Regions from separate parts of the Mus musculus genome. Here all the other regions are linked to region 1. The links are chromatin loops, found by intact Hi-C in ENCODE. Cell type or tissue: left cerebral cortex. All regions are shown on one strand.

Evidence for each region. A loop is a pair of places that touch in the nucleus more often than their neighbours do. Peaks named below come from ENCODE experiments on the same cell type or tissue, not always from the same donor. Only the 100,000 strongest peaks of a DNase experiment are listed, where the experiment ranks them.
Region 2: a loop joins it to region 1, with 2.8 times the contacts of the local background. A loop is called at or near these places in 2 of 42 quality-filtered maps.
Region 3: it touches region 1 in a loop (5-fold over the local background); 7 of 42 quality-filtered maps call a loop at or near these places.

What each region holds. Positions count from the first base shown.
Region 1 is chr3:54,152,450-54,160,449 of GRCm38, forward strand. Trpc4 (transient receptor potential cation channel, subfamily C, member 4) reads left to right here and starts at 3,608. Exons shown (of 11, transcript NM_016984.3): 1 at 3,608-3,810. In left cerebral cortex, CTCF peaks have their summits at 2,518 and 3,048; DNase peaks (open chromatin) are centred at 2,598, 3,034, 3,348, 3,634 and 5 more places; H3K4me3 peaks cover 3,818 bases; H3K27ac peaks cover 2,473 bases.
Region 2 is chr3:54,266,035-54,274,034 of GRCm38, forward strand. It overlaps Trpc4 (transient receptor potential cation channel, subfamily C, member 4), which reads left to right. Exons shown (of 11, transcript NM_016984.3): 4 at 50-386. Among named protein-coding and RNA genes, the nearest start is that of Gm31095, 91 kb to the right of the region's middle. In left cerebral cortex, no CTCF peak of the experiment used is centred here; DNase peaks (open chromatin) are centred at 3,367, 3,949, 4,627, 4,934 and 1 more place; H3K27ac peaks cover 380 bases.
Region 3 is chr3:53,860,455-53,868,454 of GRCm38, forward strand. Ufm1 (ubiquitin-fold modifier 1) reads right to left here and starts at 3,353. Exons shown (of 6, transcript NM_026435.5): 1 at 3,295-3,353; 2 at 3,160-3,216; 3 at 761-818. The coding sequence starts at 3,296. In left cerebral cortex, a CTCF peak has its summit at 3,421; DNase peaks (open chromatin) are centred at 3,387 and 3,643; H3K4me3 peaks cover 1,714 bases; H3K27ac peaks cover 1,053 bases.

The DNA of each region.
Region 1 (8,000 bases):
AGGGTCTGCAGAGCCGCATTCAAATAAATATGTATAGGAAAGCATTCATATGTTAATGTATTAAGAGCTCTCACTGTGGAGCAGAGGAATAGCACAAAACTTCATTGTTTAAAATGAGTCCAAATTCACAAACATAAACAAAGGATGAAATATTAAAATATAATTCTCCTTTTTGATAATCAATGTATCAAATAGAAATGCATCCGCTCACCCCGAATAAGAAATTTATGAAAGTAAATGAAAAGCAACAGTGAACCTAGGAGTAAGTACAGGTTCTGTGGTGACTGTTCCTTAAGTTCCCCAAACAAGCTTTCTTTAAGATGTTCCTGCATGTTGACTCATGGCCTCCTTAGTAAAAATGTACCTGACAAATAAATTTAGATACACACACACACACACACACACACACACACACACACACACACACACAGGTTTGGTTCCCAGCACCCATGCGGTGGCTCACAACTGTCTGCAACTCCAGTTCCAGGAGATTCCATGCTCTGCTGTCACCTTCTCAGGAAGTTCTGGAGACTCACATGGTATACATATGTACACATAGGCAAATGTCAATTTAAACGCAATAAATTTAAATAAACGAATTGTCAAATATCAAATATCATGACAGTGTTTTCTCATAAGGAATAAAAGTTTCAAAACAAATAGCAATTCTATGACTTAAAAATCTTCATAGAATTGTGTGATGATTTAGAAAAATCATTTTTGGAAAATTATATATATATAATATGGAGAATATATATATATATATATATATATATATATATATATATATGGAGAGAAGTCTACTATACATGCATGGTAGGTAATGGTGCATATGTGTGTGTATGTGTATATATATATATATATATATATATATATATATATATATAGTGTGAGAGAGAGAGAGAGAGAGAGAGAGAGAGAGAGACAGTAATGGCATTCTTCATGAATGCCTCACTATCACAGAAAACCATGACAATGGTCCTTGGCAGAAGTGAGTTTTCCATATCTCTGTGCCTGTAACGTTGTCTCTTTCTTCTTCAGTTTTCAAAGAAAGAACTATACACATTGTAGCTCCTGAAGAGAAAACAGAAACTTTAGAGGTTAAAAATTCCTTTCCTCAAACAACAGTGATCCCAACTTCATGATCTGTTTGAAGTGTGAATAGGCACTAGATGTAACTGCCTTACCGCTGCCATTCCTTGGTTTACTTCCTGTTGCTAATTTCAAGGCAACAGTAACTTCTTCTTTCCTTGAATCAGACACAAACCTAAACTCCAAATAAACAAATCTGCTTGAGTGTAGATTCCTTTGGCCCCACTGACCTGCAGCTTAAGGACTTACAGGTTTCTTCTCACCAGACTGTTTAAATGCCTTACCTTTTTTTTTTTTTTTTTTTTTGTATAATTACCAATCATTTCATGTATCACAAGCACAGCTACGGCAATCCAGACTTGCACACGCTGCTGCTGAGGAGGGTTTGTGGTCCATTGCTCTTCCTTCCAAGGGAACACAGGCTGCTAGGAGCAAACGCCGATGATGCTGGTGTGCGTTTTGTGGTCCTCAAGGTTTTGCTTTTGCTTTCCTTTTTTTTTTTTTTTTTTTTTCTATTTTGTTTTTATTGTGGACTCACATCCACCTTTCTTATGGGAAGAATAACAAATTAGGGAAGACTAGAAAAAATATCTGTCTCTGATATCATGATAAAAAATGGTATCTGCTATGAAGAAGTAAGAGCCCTAAGAGAGCTGTGTGGATGATCTCAAGTGTTGAGTTCCTTTTCAAGCATCCTTAAACCTGTCTTAAGGACCTACACTCATGACAGCCTGTATTTTAGCAGAAACACTTCTTCAACCAATGTCTGCTCCAGGTTTGGTTTTTATACATTTACTGATCATTAAGAAAAACAGGTTTTGTGAAATTTTTTTTTAAAGAAGTAGTTTCAGTTGTACCACGCCAAACAGATGTCGATGTGTGTTTTTCTTCTTTTCTTCTTCAGTAGAAAGTAGGTTTAGATTTATTGTAAAGTTCATCTCCATGTCTACCGAGTGATGTGTTTTGCATATTTTATAAAATCCAGTGTTTAATGCTAAGACAAGAAAACTACCTTTGAAAGATGTTGACACACATTTATGGAGATCTGTAGAGGGATTCGGGGTAGGGATGGAGTTCTTCTGTTGCTCATCCAGTTTTCTGGTACAGGTTTGTTTGGTGTACTGTAAAGGCCTCGGTATTTTGTGGGACGGACTGTGGGCTGTGCTCTCTCAAAATCACTCTAGGGGTCATGCTGACCTATGAGAGGAGCAGTTAGCTCAGGAGAAAGAAAACTTGACAACTACAAACAGCATTTTGAAAAGAACAACAAAACAAAACCTTCACTCCAAAGAGTACACTCCAAAGTCAACAAAGCCTCCTTACTCTGCAATTACCCTTAAAAAACAAAAACAAAAAAACGAAACGGAAAAAAAAAAAAACCCACCTCACTCATCTGACGTTCAGAAACGCAGAGTGAGCCTGAGTCTATTAAATCTTGCTGCTGGGATGCTTACAGGCGATGGGGGGAGCTCACAACCGCCTGTGCTCTGAAAAAGAAACCCGAGAAGTGAAGGTAGGAGGGGGCTGAAGCCTTTTGGCAAACGCACTGCTAAGTTTGTCCCTTGGTCTTGAGATCACGAACAATAAAGGTGTGGCAAGTTACATGAACTTTTCCACCTCTGTACTTGGATCTTATTTTTGTGTATGAATACTACACCAAGAGATAAGCTGTATCTGGAAGCTCAAGATTAGAGTTAGAGATGCTGAGTCCGGTGGCAGACACCGTCGTTCACCAACATGCCCACCTGCAGCCACCAGGACCTCCAGCTCCTACGCTGGCCCATAATTTGGGATTAAATACGTGGGAATCTTGATTGCCAGTTGTTTAGAGGGAGCCAGGTAGGAGTGGATGGGATGCTGGGGGCTTATCATTTATTTATTGCCACTGTCTGGATTGTTGATGGTAGTGGCAAGCACATCCCTGCACTAGCAAGGCAAGTGTGACACCTTGAGGACAGGGAAGGGGGTGCCAGGAGTCCAGGGCGGCTACAAGAGTTGCCAGGGCTGGGTAGGGGGAGAGACAATTTGTTCCAATCCTTTGACCAGCTGCTTAGTATGGTTGGAGCAGGGCTTTCCAGGGTTGGGTTCGGTTGACAAGTGAAGTTTTGCATTTCTCCTGGGCTACACCAAGCCCTGATCTGTGTATGCCAAACACCCAAGACCTCCGGGTCTGTCCTGACCACCACTTAGCTGAGTGACAAGCAGACATATGGCGAGCCACCCTGCTTGCTGACTGACCTGGAGAGATGCTCCCGGGTGGCGCGTTGAGGTGTTTGTGGGTCCTTTATACCCGCTCCTAGGGAGGTGCGTGGGATGCGCATCCATTCGGGCAGACCCAGGATGGGTGGGGGCGGTCCTCCAGGCTGCTCTTTGGCCACCTTGGGAACGCAACTTTTCCGGGGGTATAGGTGGGGAGAGCATCAGTGCCTGGTGGGCGAGGCTGTCGTCCTGGGCACCCCGCCCCCTCCTGGGCTGCCCCTCCCCCGCGCCCCTGCTCTGGCTCTCCAGCATCCTCACTCCGCCCAGTTCTGTGCCAGCTGCGTGGGCTCTGGTTTCGTGCGGGTTTTTTTCCCCCTTGGAATGCTCCAAAAAACTCGGTAGCGACTACGGAAACCCCATCGGAACTGACCAGCTGCGCTAGCACCAGGCACAGCACTGGTGCTGCGCGCTCGCCGAGCCCACCTCGGTCACTTCAACCACCAGATTGCAACTTTGCGGGTAAGAGAGGGTGCAGGCTCCGCGCTCCAGACGCGGGCCTCACATCTGGGATACTGATTAAGTTTCCTAAGCCGACTGGGAAGCAGGCTCCCTGCTAGGAGGCGGGTATCCCTGGGGGCTTACGCGAGTCACCAGGGTGCAGCAGCTTTTTAAGGTTCTTCTTCTTTTTAAAAAGGTTGCTTTTTTAAGGTTCGGGGAAAGATTTTCGCGAAGCTTTCTTTGGATGACCTGGGATAAGGGGGAGTTTGGGGGTGCTTCCAGGCTCTCTCTGTATCGCGTTGTGAGGCAGGGGTGAGGACGAAGAGCGAACCCCCGGTGTGATTTACATGGTAAACAAAGGATCAGCCCTTATCCCCGCGGTGCTGGGGAGCTCGGTGCTTGTGTACAACCTCCCGTGCGCGTTTGGACGTTTGGAGAGGATGGAAATGACATGGTCCTTGGGCACGTAAGGTGAGCTCTATGACTCTCCAACGAGCTGAGGGCACGAAGGGAGGACAGCGACCGCTGTTCAGTGGGTTCATTCCCCTCTGCGTCATTTTCCTCTGTCAAGCAGCAAAAGCACTTTTAAGCTTGTGGTTGGACCAGGTTTGGGGGTTCCTAGTTCGCTTGGCAACTGAGATTCCAGCTGAACCAGTGACTCTGCTTGCTACTTGAGTAGATAGCTTGAATCCATGGCGCAACTTGTTGTTTCCAGCTGCGAACTGCCTTTTGTGACTCCAGAGAGAGACAGAGAAAGATAGAGACATGAGGGTGGAGGTGAGCTGGGCAGAGGGACCAAAGACCATGTGTCCAGTGTTCTCCAGCCACTGTGGTGTATCCCTGCCCACTGCGGTTTTTCCCAGGGGAGCATTATCATTAAATACCGCTGGCTGCTATAAAAGGTTATCAAGTTACTTACGGAGGGAGTAAGCTACTAAGCCAAACGAGTGGGAAGAGAGAGAAAACGCTGTCACTGTGCCTTTAAAATGAAATCTTCGAACAGATTTGTAAAACTGTGATAAAATAAACCACCGAGGTTCATAGGCTCGCTGGCTTTTCTCTCGTAGTCATCACAATGCAAAGTACTTAAAAATTCTTTAGGAAGAATAAAAGATTTAGCAGAGGATTTTTTTTTAAAGACTCAGACACCGAGAGTAGGAGTTGGCGGTTATGTTAACGGTGTTACGATTTGCTATTTAAAGTTATATTTGTAACGCCTACTTCTGTTCATCTGGACAGTAAACCAGGAAACATCCAGCTCTTAAGAGAAACAAAGTAGTAAGATATAGGGGTAATCCTGTCCGAAACTCAGAATTAGGATCAAAATTGAATTTAACGTGGGTAAAGTGAATGAAGGTCTTTACAATCTCTGCAAATCAATGCTGTGGTTAACCAGGATCAATCAGTCAGCCCGGGCAAGGTAAATGGGCATCAAAGGATATATGAATAACTTGGATTAAAAAGGGTAGCAAGGAGAGGGAGGGAGAGTGCATGTGCACGGTTTCAGAGAAAGACTGCAAGGAGCAGCTTTGCCTTGCCTGAACTTTGATCTGAATCTTTACACTGACTGGTGGGAGGAGGAGGAAGGATAGACTTAAGCCAAGAAAGGCAAAGGGGCCAAAAACCTACAGGTTGGTGAAAGAGAGACATCAGAGTTGCCCATGGTCCTCTGAGGGGATATATCACGAGGAAAAGATTTGCAAGTGTGAACTTAGAAAAGTTTATCAGTGTGATCTGGAAGGAGCATTCATCAGAAGCATCAGGTATCAAAGCTGGACAGGAAACAAACATCTCTTAGCTGAAGCTGCCACGCATTGATAGCTTTTGTAAGAATCTCTGATCTTAAGAAATGAAGCACATCTCAGTTTTCTTCTTTTCAGTCATTCTCAGAGATATGAGAGGGACTAGATTTATAAGGCTTCCATGTTTTAAATAATCTTATATTATTCATATTTGTGTTGCATTTATTTCTAGACAGCCAAGATGAAAAGAGCCGACGGGATGTGTAAAGTGGCTGTTTCAAAGAACCAAACAGTCTCGGGATAGATAGCTTTTCACAGAGTAGAACCTGAATCAGTTCATATTTTATAGAGGCTTGGAACCATGAAAACTGTCCGCCTATCCTTTCTGTTTAGTGGACCTTTGAAGGTCATTCTTGTTTAGTGTATGTGCTTCAAACTCCAAGAACCGCATCTAACCAAAGAGCTAAAAACCTGTCTGGTTAAGCATCCACACCCAGAGGACAGAAACGCATCATGGTTCATAACCTATTGTGTCATTTCATGCTATAATGGATATATAAGGCCAATGGGCTGTTTTTCAGTGCTCTGTGATCCTGTCTACTGGTATTTGCCTGAAGTACATGGCACTAAAACCTGACTTGCAGTAACTGGCCTTAAAAATCATTGTTCCTGAACTGAAGATGATAAGCAGAAACTACACACACACACACATGTTGCATTTTGATACCATCATTTTTTATGATACAAAATAATAAACCTTTCTGCTCATCCAGGCATCCTCTTACTATATTTTAAACCCGAGTCAATGAAGAGCTACAGTCTCTGTAATAGTCTCTGCTTGTTATTTCTCTGATTAAAATAAAACCTCCAAGTATGCTTTTGGATATATTCTGCTCTTATTCCCACATGCTTATCTCCAGAATAACATGCCAATTCAATGAAAAGATTAACATGAAGTCCCTTTGCTACATAATGGCTATACCCTGGCAACGATAAAGATAAGCATCCATGTGTTCAATAATAAAACTTATAAACAACAGAGAAATCAGAGGTTATTTATATGAAGGTGGACGTGCAAGAATGACAGAGCAGTCACCGGGACCACAAAACAGGGCTGAATATTTTCTTTTTTAAAAAAAAATTTTTTTTAAACAAGCTGGATGAACGGAGGGAGAATAGCAGCAGGCTGTTATATTTTCTTCTAAAATCATCAGTGCCAGACAGTGATGAGATCAGATTACAATGCGCATCTTGACTTCCTAAATTCGTTGTCTGGGCTAATTAGAACCTGGCCTCACTGACTTATTTAATACCCATAAAATGCCATGAGCTTTCATTACAATGACTCTTACTAACACTGAAGTTGAGAGGACACACAGTGAAGCCCGTGGCTGTGCTCTGTTCATCTCATGTTCCATAAACCTTCAGTTTAACCCAACTGTACTTGGATATTTATTTCCATCATGTTACGGAATTATTGGCTTTACGGTGGCTTTAGTCTCCCCAAGTTTTCCGTTTCTCATCCTTTCCCATGCACAACTTTACCCTTTCCAGAGAGAGAGTTGAGAGTATGTATATGCACACACACACACACACACACACACACACACATGTATGTATGTGTATATCTATCTATCTATCTATCTACACACACACACACACACACACACACACACACACACACACACACACATATATATATATATATATATATATATATATATATATATATATATAAAACCACAGACAGAAACAACATGGCTGTGTTTTCAAAATGAGCACAAACTTATACCTGATCATTGAGAACTTTCACACAACAACCATCACAACACCAAATAACTGAGGGACAGAGAGATCAATTTAGGGAGAGGAAAAGGTCATCTAGAAAATCAAAAGGTATTGAACGTATATTAATTTAAAATTATCTTATTTCATGAATTATTTAGAAAATTCAATGAAGTAGTTAAACCTTTTAAATAGCTCTGTGATGGTTCTGAAAGTTTGGTTTAAGTAGTTAGGCAGGACTGCAGTTGGACTATTTGATTATTGTAGCCAAACACTACACAGTATTCCTTCCAACATTAGCTTGTGCATAACACACTGGTGTCACTGGGTGATGACTTCCTAAGATACAACAGAATATATATGGGCACAGCTTTATGCCCCAAACATTTAAGATGAATTTAGATACAAATATAAAAGTATGCCTTTACCTAGCACAAAGCATCTTCTTTGAGGAGTAGTAAAATTAATGATAGGCATTAATTAAGTACTGCCTGAAGCCTGCTCTCCCCCTCCTAAAGTATGTTGGAGAAGCTACCCTGAGTAATGCTTTGAGCCAGTAACAGGGAGGGTGAAGTGTACAGAACCTAGAGGACAAAAGAGTTGAAGAAGGGCGGGGCCTATACTTCTGGGCACCTGTGCCAGGAGTTCATTATCTTCCTTTCCGTTTTGAATTTGGACTGTGAT
Region 2 (8,000 bases), 110 kb after region 1:
GGTCATTACATATAATAGGAACCTAATTTTCCTTCTCCATTCCTCCTAGTTTGTTGCTCAGCCCAACTGCCAGCAGCTGCTCGCTTCCCGCTGGTACGATGAGTTCCCAGGCTGGAGGAGAAGACACTGGGCGGTGAAGATGGTGACGTGTTTCATAATAGGACTACTCTTCCCCGTCTTCTCCGTGTGCTACCTGATAGCTCCCAAAAGCCCACTTGGACTGTTCATCAGAAAGCCATTTATCAAGTTTATCTGCCACACAGCCTCCTATCTGACCTTTTTGTTTCTGCTGCTGCTAGCCTCTCAGCACATCGACAGGTCAGACTTGAACAGGCAAGGTCCACCACCAACCATCGTGGAGTGGATGATATTACCGTGGGTCCTGGGTAAATGTGTTACTCTAGAAAATATAATAACGAACGTGTCTCTGCCGTGGAATTTTGTTGCTTAGAAAGAATCTTCACTAATGTTTGGGGCAGAGGGAGAGATTACACACAGGTTCTGCCCATGGTAGCTCTAAGACCTCATCTTTCAAATCAAACAAATGTTTTTCCAATTGTGTTGTGCTTGTTCCCAAATGCAATGCAGGAAAGGTAATTTAGGTTACAGGTTACAAGGAGTTGATGACCCTTTGTCCCATAAGTGACTCAGGGTTTGTGCCTTGCTTGTCTTTTGAATCTTTTGGATGTGTCCCATTGGCCACATATAATCTCTTATTTTTCTCCTGTCCTGGCATCTGATCCCAGAGCCTTTATGGGGGCAAAGAGGTGGTCTCTGTCACTGACTGAACCAGACCTGCACCCCTTAGTTTTCTTATATGCCTTCCACATAGAAGTATGAGTATCTCAAGAACTTCTGATTCTATGTATGTAGTTCATCGATTGTCTTTCTCAGAAAATTCTGTAGCTAGAGAAATAGGAAATTAAACAATAGGAAAAGATTTAACCTCCACTTACCAGAGATAGATAATTATTTTAGAACTGCTACAATCAGAGTAGAAAACCTTATTTATTAACAACTGTGTTTTTGCTTCCTTTCTGTTACTGTAGCTATCCTTAGAATTTGCATTTTAATTATCCTTTACTGTATTCTACTGTGGTTTGCTGAGTAAGCATATTTTTTCAGTTTTACTTGAATTCCCCTTGGTCTCAGATCCAGTTCATTAGAGAACATGACTCATTTCATGATTCCTAATCTCAGGAGATCTGCTTGGGTTAACTTCAAAACTGAGAGGAGTCTAGCATGAGGATCAGCGGGGAGAAAGGTGACCTGCCTTCAGTCCTAGGCCTTAGTATAAGTGGTAGCAAAGAACAGTATAGTGATGTGAAGTTGGTGTTGTAACTATGTTTTATAAATACCATCTCAAGTGAGCTTTAGAGTCAGTCCTGACTAACCTGAAGTACATGCATATATAAAGTAAAAGGGAAATTTAGATCTGTAATTCCTCAAAGAAACATTACGGCAAGGAAGTTGATAGCAAGATGAAATTATCACTGTCAGTCAAAGTATCTCACATAAGGGACATATTTTATGTTAATTTTCTTCAGAGAGAAACTTTCTGGAGTAACTCTTACTAAAGCATTTAAAAGGCCGTATGTTATGCACTGACAACTCACACTACATGTCTGAAAGCCCTGACATCCCAAATGGAACGTGCAGCTTTTTTAGGAAAACCTTCCAGGTGCGGCATGCTGTGAGCATAAATAGTATTGCTCGCCTTCATGCCATCAGTGAGTATACTGAATACCTTCAAAGAGTCAAGACTGGGACCATTACATAGCAAGCAAAAGGCCTTTGGGCTGATGGACTTTAAATCTCACTGGAGGGAGTAGGTAGTGAATTAATGATCAGAATTGCAGAAAATGGTAAATATTATAAAAAATAAAAACATCTAATTTTGAAGTTAAAACCACCTTTGATTACCTGCTATGTATTAAACTTGTAGCAGAATATTCCTTGACAAGTGGATGAAAGAAATGATGTCAGAGACACTAGGTAATTCGTGTGTAGTCTTAAATGTATTATAATTCCAAAAAGCTGAAGTATTTGCTAGAGGTAACATTTTCAGGATAATATAACCAGAGGGGTAAAATTGATCCAAAAGCTTTTAGAGTGAAAAGATGTATTTTAAAAGATAAAAGAGTATGTGAGTGATTATCAACAGGGCACGTGATACGTGTTTATGTATCAGGTAGATCTCTCAAGAGAGTTATATTGGTGAATCTTGAGAGCCTCCTTGCTAAGGCTGAGTTTGCGGGGCTTTAGAGGACCCAGAATTGCAAGGGCTGTGAGCACTTACTGGCATGCTATGGATATACTTTACTATGGACTTAAAACATAGGCAGTCACAAACCCTCAGGGCTTTTGGTACCTTCATCAATAAAGGAAAAGGCTTTTCACTGAATGACACTTGATCCCCCATTGAGTCTACAGAGCTGCCCTCCTTAGGGAGAGAGAATTGTTGTTCTCAAAAGGGAACAGAAGATGGCATTAGGACAGGAGTGCTGAGAGCTTTTTATGAACATGTGATCTAGATTAAAGGGGTGTGGTCTGATTTGGTGGCTGCATCAGTGAAACATTCATATCTTTTTGCCCAAGGCTGATAGGTGATGAAGTAAGACATCTTTAGTTTCATTTCCTGTGTGGTTCTAGATGTTTAACAATAAAGTAGAATGACGTGGAGCTGGAGAGATGACTCCATGATTGAGAGAGCACTGGCTACTCCTGCAGCGGTCCATGGTTCTGCCCAGCACCAACCTAGCTGCTCAGCTCACAACCATCTGTAACTCCAGTTCTAAGGGGGGTAGGCTCTTCTGGACAATGCAGGATACATACATACATACATACATACATACATACATACATACATGTGTGTGTGTGCAATTAAACATATGGAGGCAAACACTTAATGCACATAAAATATAATTAAAGAAAAGAAAGGATTCCTTGGGAATACTAGTTTTCAGACCTTCCCAAAAACCAGTTTGAGTTTTTCTTCAGGATCCATTATAACTAAATTATAATAGGTAAAAAATATTCCATAGTTTTTCATATAGCACAAAAGTAAACACACACATGTACATATACATATGCGTATATACACTTATATAATCAACTTAGCAAAAGCTTGCAAAATTAATAACATATCTTTTTCATAAAAGTAGCACTTCAGTAAAGGCTGTCATATATTAAATACTGCCTTGCTCCCGAGAGAAGGTAAAATGGCTGCTGAAGTGATTGGCGTTAAGTCATGCCTAAGAATATGCCACAGTCAGACAGCATGCAAATCTGTGCTCTGTGAGCACAACGAGAAGGGTGAAGTGAGGAGATGATGGAGCAGAGAACAGAATCTCAGCTTGGTTAAAAATAGCGCCTGGAGAATTGCTAGCCACAAAGCAAGACGTGCCCATAATATCCACATTACCCAGCTTGCCTGGATCGCAGGCTGCTTTAGCAATTTTTCTTTAGCAACATTGGCTTCTCATTTCCCTCATTTACTGTATATTATATAAGTTAAAACATTGAAGTTAAGAAGTCTGAAAATGTTCAACTAAGTCTGCCAAACAGGTAACATGGATTTCATAATGTTGATCTTATTTTCATCTTGACACTCATAGGAACCAACAAACATCTTCCTGGGACCAATATATATATATGTGTGTGTGTGTGTGTGTGTGTGTGTGTGTGTGTGTGTGTATAATTTTTATTCTTGTGATATATATTTGTGTGTGTGTATATATATATATATTATATATTATGTATATATAAAATTTTAGTCTGGTGACCATTTTTGTTTTCCCCATTTTTAGGGGGTGCTACAGAGTAAACTCAGAGTCTCCTGCATGTTAAACATGTGTTCTACCCCTGAGTCATACATCAGTGCTCCCTTTTACAAATCATCACTAAGATCATGTGTCTTCAATGACTCATAATCTCAGCCTTACTTCTAAAGCACCTAGCCTCTTGATCAGCTCGAAATGGTGTTACAATGATAAGAAACTAGCATATAGCTTTCTTCCACTCCTCCCCAGGTCACAATGCTCAACAGATGAGCTATAGTCATGTAAAGATCCAAACACAGTGGCAAAAGAGCCACTTGGTATTTTAAAGAACTATTGTAATATCAAGCAAGCAAGCAAACAAACAAAAACTAGACAACCATTACAGCATGACACATTTTTCTTATTTTCCTGTTTATCTCTATGTGCTGGTGGGACTATTTAAAAGCTACTTGTATACAGTTATACCCAGTAAACTATCAGGATACACAATATTTAGAAATATTTAAATTGTTGTCTGTTCACCTGCTGATTTGCAGTAACTGAATTCTTTACTGGGGAAAAATGACCCCTGTCAGGTTATGACAGCACATGTCAAATTTAACACCCAAAGACTGATCCCTAGAGACCTTCTGAGAATATTGGTACCTAGTGTAGATGGGAAGGGGACACATACTGAAAAGCAAACTAGACATCAAAACATAAAAAAGGTTAAATGGTTGGATGGTGCTTAAATTGGTTTTCCTTAGTTAGAAATCACTATAATAAATGTAGTTGCATGACATTGATGCTAAAGAGGCTGAAAATTTCAATGCACATTCTGCTGCGGATGTCACAGCAACTCTACTCCATCTGGCTATATTAAACCGAGGGAATGGCTTGTTTTCCAGAGAGGAGACAGGGTTCGGAAGTTGGATTCCTTGTCCAGAATCAAAGGGCCAGCAGGTGCTTGTTAATACAACAAATCCCAGAGCCTCCAAAGAAAGAACCGTGTTTCTCTATGAGACACTGCGCCAGAAATGAGAGAGATAGGATTTCAGGAAGCAGGAAGTTTCTAGAACACCATCTCTGCACACATGTGCACCACTCCCTGCCTCCTCGCACCTTTCCACAGGTACAATGCGACTGAGCAGTGCATGTAGTTTATTAGAGGTGCAACACACTCCAGGATGCACACTGGTCAGGAATAACAAGCATCACATTTTACACACTAAATCCTCCGCACCACCCCACAGCTCTGCTGCCGTCCTCTCCCTCATCGCTCCCACTGGCTTAGAACAAAATAAGCAATGTCTTGGAGGAAGGAAAGGAGGGAGGGAGGAAAGATGGAAGGAGAGAAGGAAGGGAGGGGAGGATGGAGAAGGAAGAGAGATGAAAGGGAGAAAGAAAATGAGAGCAAGGAGAGGAGGGAGGGAGGGAGGGAGGGAGGGAGGGAGGGAGGGAGGGAGGGAGGGAGGGAGGGAGGGAGGGAGAGGAAATACCTGTAAACATGCTTACTTTCTAGTTTGGAAGAATCAGTTTCTGGGGCATACAGTTAAGTTCCCTCAACTGTAAGAACATTCTTAATATTTAAGCCTCTGTTGAGAGATACGCACATGTGAAGGGTGTTTCGGTCAATTGTTTTTTTAAAGAGAATTCATTTTAAGTGGAATGTGGTAATCTTTATAGTGAAAATACACACATTTGAAAAGTGTACACTATGCAGCTTCTACTGGTCCTTGACAAGGCAGCTGGAGCGAAGAAACCTTTGTTGTTTTCCCATCAATTTAAATATTCGGCTGTAATTTCCATAGAAGCGTTGAAATGAAAGGAGATCCTATGAAAAATGCTATCTCTCAAACTTTTTAATTAATTATTAAATAATTATATTTAGGTACGAACTACCAGAACCAAGTTGTATATTCTTACCTGACATGGCACCTCTTCTTCCCAAACTGAAACTGTGGGCGTCCTTATTTTTGTTTTCCTAAATTTTTATCTCTAATGCTAAAATAGTGGACAAACTCACGGCGACTCAAGGGTTTTTCAAATGTCTTCAAATGCAGAGTAATTGTCCCCATTTGCATTACATCAGCCTCTCTTGATGGTCTGCTGACTCCAGTCAGAAGCGCTGTGAATTATTTTCAGTAAATTGAGATTTTAAGTTGTCCTCTTGCTTAGTTGATTCAGAAATTGCAGAGGTACTTGAACACACTCAAGAAAGAGAAACAATTATGGAAAAAAAGATCTCATACCAGACTCCGTTCTCATATGACAATTATGAAACACTACTCCCCAGAATCTAGATGCAAAGTAGGCTTCCTTTTTCCAGACACTCTACTCAGCCCACCTAAATTAGAGAGCCTGACTATTTTTGAATGAGATCACTCTTAGATATAGGCTTCCTGAAACATTAAGTTATTAAGATGTAAGACCAGCTTGTTTTCTTGTTAACATTTTCCTAAATATGTGAGAATTGCATACAGTGTGTTTTCTTCAGATTCTCTTCTATGCCTTGCACTACTCCTCTCAGCTTCACCCCCATCTCCCCATAGATCCATCCCCACCTCCCAAACTCACAACTTTGTATCTTCTTATTTTAACAAGCCATCTAGTCCCATTTGGGCAGACCATGTACTCCTCCTGGCATGGATCCATCCACTAGAACGTGGCCAACCTACCAGGAGCCACATCCTTCATAAAAAATTGACTTTATCCCCTCCCAGAGCCATCAAGTATTCCTAGCTCTCTAGTTAGGGGATGGGGCTCTTGCTCTACCCTCCTTATACTAGAGTGCTGATAGGATTGGTCTCGTGCAAGTCTTGTGCAGACAACCACAGCTGCCATGAGTTTGTGAGCACAGAAGTCCTGTCATGTCCAAAAGACACTGTTTTCTCTGGTTAGGATGGTCTTTCCTCCCCCTTTCTATTGTGGTCCCTGAGCCTTAGGAAGAGGAATGGTGAGGATGCCCTAAATTATGGCTAACAACTCCACTGGTATTCTGTGCGCTTTGAGCAATTTGTGACTTTCTGTGTAAACCACTATACAACGGTGATTCTCTGATAAGATCTAAGAGCATCACCAGTGTGTCGGTATAGAGATATGGATTTGGGGGTCAGATTGATATTGTGTCCAATTATCAGAATAACAGTAGTAGTAGATCCTCAGAACAGTAGCAGATCCACCCTCGGGGCCTGTGAACTCCCAAGTCTGGTTTACAGTACAGGTTTGGGTTTCCTCCAGTAGAGTGGGCCTTCTATTCAAGCAGCAAAGGACTGGGTCTATTTTAAAATTTTTAAACTTATAAGCACTTTAAAGATTTTTCTCTTCTTAATGAAAGACTGGCCCATGACCTGAAAGACCTGGATATGTTCATCTACATTATGTCTCACGCGTTGACTCCAGCCCCAGGGTACACAGATCTCTGCTTTTCTCCATTCCTGCTGCCTTAGGGAAGACAGCTGACAGACAGCAGAAGTTGGGTCTTCATTAACCAACCAGCACCCAGGCCAAAGCTCTTCCCAGATGTCCTGCTTTCTGGGAATCACTAAGTATCCGTGTCAGGAATGAATATGGTGACATTCCTGGGATGTGCTGCACTATTGTGCCCAAGCACTAGAAAGTTCTCAGGATCAGATTCAGCTCTGTCTAAAACCTTACAGTCCCTCAACCACTGTGTACCCTGCAGTTAGTTAGTCTCTGTGGTCTTCTACGATCCTCACAAGTCTTGAGTTTGGCAAGAAGAGTCATGCACAGCTTTTCCTGCACCATGCATGGACTTAACAAACAGACACACAGAACGGTAAGCGTTCAGGCTGCCAGCAGCTGCCCCATTGACAAACTGCCTGGTTTTCCCTTTTCCATGTTGAACCAGACCAAGGGAGAGGTATACCAGTTAGCTGTTGAGAAGATGCCTTCACAGGGAGTGTGGACTACTAGTTTCTTCTTGCTGTATAATCCTCAGGCTTCAGGGCTTTTCTTGGCATCCCCTCATTTGAATTAAGGAAGCATTGAGGGGTAGTCACTCTCATCCCTCTCTGATATTTAACTCCTCCATAAAGGAGCAAAAACTGTAGTCAGAACAATGTGGCTTTCTTATTATCTCCTCTTCCAGTGTTTCTCTTTGTGGAGTGTGGCAAGGGAGGACCAAGTGTGGGATAGCAGAAAGTATCCTCAGATCGGTCAGCAGCCTACCAACAGGAGGTCATCTATAGCTTCCTGCAAACTGCCTTCAGAAAGGGA
Region 3 (8,000 bases), 290 kb before region 1:
ACGCAGCTTGGGTTTGCACACAGCACAGGGGCTGAGGAGGAAGAAATGAACTGAGGGATCTGCTTTATGCCATGCAGGTGACTAACACTGCCATGAAATCAGAAAGGATCCCAAATCACACTCTGCTGCCACTGGCCCAGATCGCCCTACACTTCCAAGTGCTGCGCCGTGAGACGCTTCATAAACAATTCTGATAATTCCAGGGAGGAAACTCTCATTTCTTAAAAACATGGTGGCACACACCTTTAATCCCAGCACTCGGGAGGCTGAGACAGGCGGATTTTTGAGTTCGAGGCCAGCCTGGGCTACAAAGTGAGTTCCAGGATAGCCGGGGCTATACAGAGAAACCCTATCTCGAAAAACCAAACAAACAAACAAAAAACCAGAAAATACCAACATGTTTTTAAAACATTTTTCAAAACAAATTTTTATCAAAAGTACACATACATACTTAGCCTACCCAATTCAAGTGGATATAATAATTAGCTCTTAGAAAAAAACCTGATGCATTCACTACCAAAAAAACTCTACACTTCTCATCTGCTGCGTTAAACAGACGTGTCAGCTTATTCAACTTGTTTTCTAACTAGAAGATAGATTAACTTTTCCTACGCTTGTGACATCTTTACCATGAGCCCAGTAATGAACCATAGGAAAATGAGGAGGGAGGGGAAGGGCGCAGCGCATGTAAATACACAAGAGACAAAAGCCAGAAACATGCTAACTGCATCCATAAGCTACTGTTAGAACCCACACTTACTTCTTCTGCTGCAAACTTTAGCACTGCTGTGAACGGCGTACTTTCAGGAACACTGAGACTGCAACAAGAAAAGAAGAATTTCACACAGTTCATTTCATTGCAGATAGGGAACATTTGTTTGGGGCTGTGAAGGGTGTCTGTTTTCAAGGCAGCATTTGTGCACTGACGTTGAAAAAACACTAGAAAAGCAGAGTCCAGGCAAGGAACCACAGCTCTGTGCAAAAACCAACACCCTGCAAGCAGAGCTCCACCTTCTCTTTCTTTTCATGTTTCCATGTGTTTAGGCTTATTGTATGTTATGTGTATATGTGCCTGCTTCTGTGTGTACACATGTGTAGAGGGGCTGATAGAAGCCAGAAGAGGGCATCAGATCCTTAGGAACTGGAGTCATTGCCAGTTGTGAGCTAGGAATGTGGGTGCTAGGAATTGAACCTGGGTCCTCTGCAAAAGTAGCTGTGCTCTTAACAAACCATCTCACCTGGCTGGTGAGATGGCTCAGCGGGTAAGAACACTGACTGCTCTTCCAAAGGTCTTGAGTTCAAATCCCAGCAACCACATGGTGGCTCACAACCATCTGTAATGAGATCTGACATCCTCTTCTAGTTTGTGAAGACAAATGTTATAGACTTCCATATAATAAACCACCAAGCCATGGCTCCACCCAGGTTGGTAAAAGTGCAGACCATGGGCAGACAGACACTTAGATGAACCCTCTCTCTCTCTTCTTAAAGACACTGTGTCTTTAAGACGCTAGCCTCCAACCCAGAGAATTAGCTTGCCTTTGCCTCACAAATGCTGGGATTATAGGTGTGCTAGTATGCCCAGGAGGAGATCTGTCAGCAAGGCCAACTTTTCTATAGCCTTGGTCTATTTTATTGCTTCTCGTCTAACGTTTTAAAATAAAAATGTTAAAGGCAGTGTTAATTAAGTACAAAAACCAGACACCTCTCTAGCAGAGAAAACGTTTCTATTTGTCAACACATAAAACATCGATGTCATATAACATTTGTAGGGCTAAGCCTGGATTTCTCTTCTCAGAAGCGCAGATGAATTTTTTGTGCTAGCATTTTTCCTTCCAAATGTTAATTAATAACCTAATCCTCAGTAGAACAAAGCAGGAAGACTGTAGAAAGGGGCTTTCCCAACAGTAGCTATGTGCTTTCTTGTAAAGGCATGGGAGATGTTTACGGGCATTCCATAAAAGTGAGAGGCGTCCCCTCTGATTTCTTTTGAATGGTGGGAAAAGGAGCTGTGGAAATTTTGAAATAAGACAAAAATACTTTCTGTGGATAGGAAAATGAGAAAATTTAGGGGAGCACAGTCGAGTGCCAGTTATGAGGGTTTCACATAAAACTCATCAGCACTATTGTAATTTCTTCAGGAACAGAGTTAAGTGCAGAGAACATAAATTTGGTTTTTCACCAAGCAAAATATTCCAAGCTATCAGAGAGGTGGCTATCAGATTCCTGGGAGTTAGCAAAGAAACGATCTTTAAAAAAAAAAAACAAAAAACAACAAAAAAAACCTAGACTACAGACTTTCGTCTGCACACGAAATGAGTGGGTATGGCACTAGGGAGGCAAAAGTGACAGAAAACTTTTAACTTTTATTGTTGAAGGCACACTGCGGTACATCATCCAGAGGAAGAGAATACAGCCATCTGAAGACAACCGTTTAGAATGAGCCCTTACGGGAGAGACGAGGGATACGTAGACCATTTTAGACATGGAAAGATAAGGGAACCACAGGCCACGAGGCTGAATGGATCACGGGTGGGAAACTTCAGAAAACGATGACAGCTGCTCTCAGCTCAGTTAGCTGGGCCTTGGTGCCACCAAACCCGTCATGAATGAAATCTATGGAAACCCTGGTCTGTCGCAGGTTAGCATAGGTCTTCCAGCTGCAGGAACTCAAAAGGGGTCAACTTAAAAATCATACTAAGATGGAGCTGGGTAACCTGTGTTAGCCATCAACTGAACTGCTGAAGCACAAGGAAGGGCCCAACAAGGACACAAGGTCCTACACCCCCATTTCCCAATCCCGCTAAGCACTTTTTATAAAGATCCAAGTGTGTGTGACTGGGAGTTCAGCACCTAGGCACCCAGTCGTTGTGTTTATACACAACAAAGCAAAAAAACTGAAGTTAAGAGTGTTCGGGTCGGACCTGTCAAAAGTCCAGACTTGGGAAGTCCTCCCTAACTTCCGGTAACAGCTGGTCCAGGTAAAGACCTTTAAATCAAGTAAACGGGTTCCATCCTCGTCCAACCTTCTTCCCGTTGCACCTGCCCACCCAGAGCGTTGCGAGGGGCCACTGGCTTTCAGCAGAAATGCCGCACCCTTCCTCCTGTCCCCCTCTGTCCCGCCAGGCCCGGCCAGCTCCAGCCCTGCCTGTCACTCACACTTTGTACGGCAGCCGCGGGTCCGACGTCAACGTGATTTTAAAGGACACCTTCGACCTGCCGGAGAGAACGAGAAGGCGTTACGGTCGGGACCGGCCACGGGGTTAAGGCCGGGACACAGGGACGGATACTTACATGGTGGAACCGCCTGACACACACCGCGCCCAGCCGCCCGCCGCGCTTCCTTGATGGCCGGCAGCGGGGGCCTTCGCGGCCCACGTCGCCCTCCAGCGCGGCTATCCACACAGCGCCTGAAAATTGTGTCGGAGCTCACAGGCTACAGAAGGCCGATAGCCCACAGTTAGACATTTCATTCTGAGTGTGTCTGTATCAAGTTGAAGTGTAAATGGTAGAGAGAGGATATGTTTCTACTTTTGGTAGTTCACTGACACATTTTTAGTCAGGCAATATAAGGGATGTCAAACAGAGCGGCCGCTAGGTCCCCACTGGCTGGTTACGGCGGAAGTAGGGACTGAGTCGAAGCCGGACGTGGCGGCGGAACTGGGGCCGGGACTCAAGGTCCGGGCGGATGAGGAAGCGTTGCGGAGTTGCTAAGCAACCTAGCAGCCGGCACAGATAGATACTAGAGAAGCTGGACTCAGTTGCTTTAACTAACAACGTTCTTTGATCTTTCTAGCATTTCTGATAATACGATTTCCATCCGTATTAACCTTATAGTTTTCTTCACATACTTCACACTTCACTACAGACTTTTTAATAATTTCAAAAGAAAGTTATCACGATAGAATTATGCTGAGATTCCTGTTAGGGCCCAGAAGAAAAAATTGTATCCTAGCACTAGCAGGTTTTGGAGGGAAAAAAAAATCATTACTATATCCCGTTGTTCTTGATGTGTCCAAATAGACTTTAACTCTAATGCAAGGTTGCCAATCAGGTACATTTGTTCAGCTGACCAATGAACCTTGTGTACAGCAGGCACTAAACTAAAGGCTGAGCTCACTGTGTACACCAGACATAACCAAAGGCTGTGATCCCAAGCAATCAGGCATAAGTCCTTTAGCATCTGTCAGTCGGTTGGATTTCTATCGTGAGAGGGGAAAGCTGTCTTTCATCTTTATCACAATGTAAACGCCAAGATAAGCATTCCATCTCACAATAACTATACCTTTAAAAAATATATACTGCAGTAAGTTGATGAAGCCAGAAATAGGCACTGAACCAAGAGGAGACCCAGTCAAACTTTAGAATGACAGGTGGATTCTTCATGAGAAATCCTGATAGATTAGAAGCTCCCTTAAGAACATTGGAACTACATCTCATCTTTCCTGTAATGTTTTCTATAATGGTCTATAATGTTTTCTCCCAAAGGTGAGAATTCTGGTGCTGACTGTAAGTAGCACTCCAATATTCTCCTGCTGTATGCCATGTAGTGAATCCAAGAGACATATACTGACTTGTAGATATGGATATCAAGGCCTGTATCTTCTAACAGCTAAAACTACATAGTTAATGTGTATGACTAAAGTCTTGTCTCTGAAGACAAAATTACCTGTCTACCCGTGCCATCTATTGAAATAACACAAAGTTAGAATACAAATTTTGGTTTGTTTCTAAGAATACACATATATTTTAAATAAAATTTGTATCTGCTCAAGTATGGAACTATGTGACACAACGCTGAAAAGGACACCATAAGTCTTGGATGGAAAGTCGTCCTGGCAGTCCAGAGCCAAGGAATACCACAAAGTCACACTACACAACACACTTCACCCGGGAGATTCATTGGGAGGGGAGAACCCAGGAGGGTGGCTGCCTCTGCTAGGATGAGAAACAGACAAGCAGCAGAAAACCCGGCAAAACATGGGGTTGGTATAGCGTTTCCTGAGGGGTGAGATGGGGACAGAGATTTCCGGGGTGGCCTGGGATTGGAGGAAATACATGGTCTGATCTTTGGGCGAGCTCAGGAATTGGTGGAGGGTTTTTGTTTGTTTGTTTGTTTGTTTTCCCTTGTAGTAGGGCTCCTAGCTATTCTTCCTCAGCGTTGGGATTGGCAGCTAAGCCCAGTAGGGAAGTGTAGGTGCCAGGCCTGCCCCATCTCTGGGGAAAGGGCTTAAGAAGAAGTCTGTGAGCATGGCAGGGACAGCCCTCCTGCCACTCAAGTGGGCATGAATAGTCAACAAACTTACTTTGTTCAGAGTTTCTGTTATATGTACACAACACAGTGACTACAAGATTCAACCCCAAATGGTATGCAACTTCAATAGTCAGATGCTAAGGCTACTCCAGAAATACCGTACTGCATCAAAATAAAATCGAAGGCTCCTAAGACACACCTGAGACTGGAATGTTACAGGCAACTTTAGAACAGATTTTGGGAGGGGCATATATGAGCTTCCTTCCAAGTGGCTCCACCTCTCCCCTAACCAAACCAAGCTGCTGATTTAAGTCCCCTAAGTTATGTATGTGTCAGTTGTTTCTTGTGCTATACCCCATGTTTGATAGTCTATAGTCTGGGCCTCAGTTTCTCGCTTGGTCTACTTGCCCTCTTTCCTCTTCTCTTTTCTTCTTCCTCTCTTGACTCTCCCCACCTCTTTCATGACCAGGCTCAGTCTAGACACATCCAGATGCCTCTAGCTGAACTCTCCCTTATATCTACAATAAACTCCTTGTCTTCAACAATACCTAGGTGTGGTCATGTCTTCATTTCCACTCAATTATCAAAAGATAGTGGGAAGCACCTATTTGTGGCTGTTTAGAATACTCTTTTCCATTTTAATTCCTCCACTGCCACCACATGTTTGTGTCCTCAAGAATGGCCATCTCTAGTGCCCTGAGAGTTTCCCCTTGGTTCTAGAAAGAACACTATAGAGTCATATACATTCAATGTTTTGTGTTTTAAAAAAGTTTATCAAGTCATTTTCAATTGGCAAATTTTATAACAAAAGGATCCTCTAATTTGCTGAAAATATTAAATCCTAAAGTATCTTTAATAACAAACATAAGCAGACTTTTAATAGCTACTTGGAAACCACAGTGTTTTAAGACACCAGGCAGCATAAATGGACTAATGTATTCTGGAAGACACCCAATTAGTGTCACAGAGAGCCATAAATGACTGCAGAACTAAAGTGTGTGGCCACACTATATCTCATTAAAGTACAATGAAATGCAGCAATCTTGTACTTCTAAAAGCATAGAAAATTATCCTTATTAAAAAAGAAGTAAGGACCAGTGGTGTAGCTGTCTTGGACATAGATATGAAGCATGAGGCTCTGGCTTCTGTGTGTGACCCCAGCACACACAACAAGAACAATGACAACAACATCAAACACGGAGGCGGGATGAAATTAAGTTCACATTGCTAAATAGAAGATAATAGTGTGTATATATATACACACACATACATATGTGCTATAGTGAAACCTTGGCCCCAGCTTTCATGATAAAGCTTCCATTAAAACAAACCAAAACAAAACAAGAACTACCAGAAAATGGGAAGTGACTAACAGCCATGACAGCCATGGCACCTAAAGCAGGGAACTCTTGGGATAGACGATCCCATCTGCAGGTCAGCTCTTCTGCTGTGTCAAAATGGTAAATACCCGTAGTGGTTAGTATGTTGCTCTTAACAGACTATCAGGAGGGTCCAATGTTCTCTGCATTGGGGATTTCTTAGTTTAAGAGGCCACAGCATCCTTTGAACTCCTTTATCGAAAGAGTCCTGGATCCTGACAATTCAAGAATGTTCTCATTCAAGTCAACTTTCTTGTCCAGAGTTTCTCAGCATATCTGAGGCTTTTAGGTCATTAATTCTTCATACTCTATGTTCTTTCCCCTCAATAATCCACTAAAACTCATTTGATTAGAATAATAACTCAAATCTCATCAAGACCTGTCCTTCTATCAGTTATGCAAATTACTTCACATAAGTAAGATCACAAAATACAGACTTTAACTGTGACTGGCCTTGGCTATAAGTTACAATTGTGAGACTCTTATGTTAGATTCACAACACCTGCCCTGACCACCAAGCACTCTACTGAGAATTTGTCTGAGCACAAAATAGTCTTCCAGGCACCAGGATCTCTTACTGAGAAAGATAGAACATCAAAAAGGATATTGTCGGCCACATGTCCTGCTCCCTACTCACTTCCCTGATTCTTGCCTAAGATTCAGGGAGACTGTTTGAAGGATTATGATGTTGACAAGCTTGGGGTTAAGATAGATTCCCTGGAAGGCAGATAAATAGGAGAAAGGGACCATGACTAGACAATAAAGATGGCAAATTTCCAAGATGGCTGGCTTCTTCCTCCCCTCCTGACCTGAAACGAAAGCAAGGCAGGTTAAAACAAAGGCCTTGTGGACTTTTTCTACCTTCAGGTCCCCTGCTGATGCACTGGATCAACAAATCCAAGGCCAGATCAAGACATTTTACACAATATTTGTGGGCCAATCAGCTGTCCTGTCTCTCCTCAAACTGACCAATCCTAAATTACAGGCCCTTTGGAGTCTTAAAACACCCTGTCCTTGCAATGAAACTAGATTTTGGCTTCCCAAATCTCCCCCTTGCTTTATGGAGGGATTTGTGTGTGTGTGTGTGTGTGTGTGTGTGTGTGTGTGTGTGTGTGTGTGTGTGTTTTGCATGCATGCGTTTCTTCACCCCCAATAAAGCCTTTCTTCAACTGCTGATTCTTGTCTACTCCTGTCCGTGGTGTTACGGGATTTTTCCAGTGCCACCTTTCATACTTAAAGGCTTTCCTGCTTTTTCATTCTTTAACTGGCAGAGTGAACACAAACCCTATCAAGAACCTTAGATGGTAACACTGTGTCACCATGCCAGAGAGAGTTATAAACAGGATTATGATGAGATTAAAGATGAC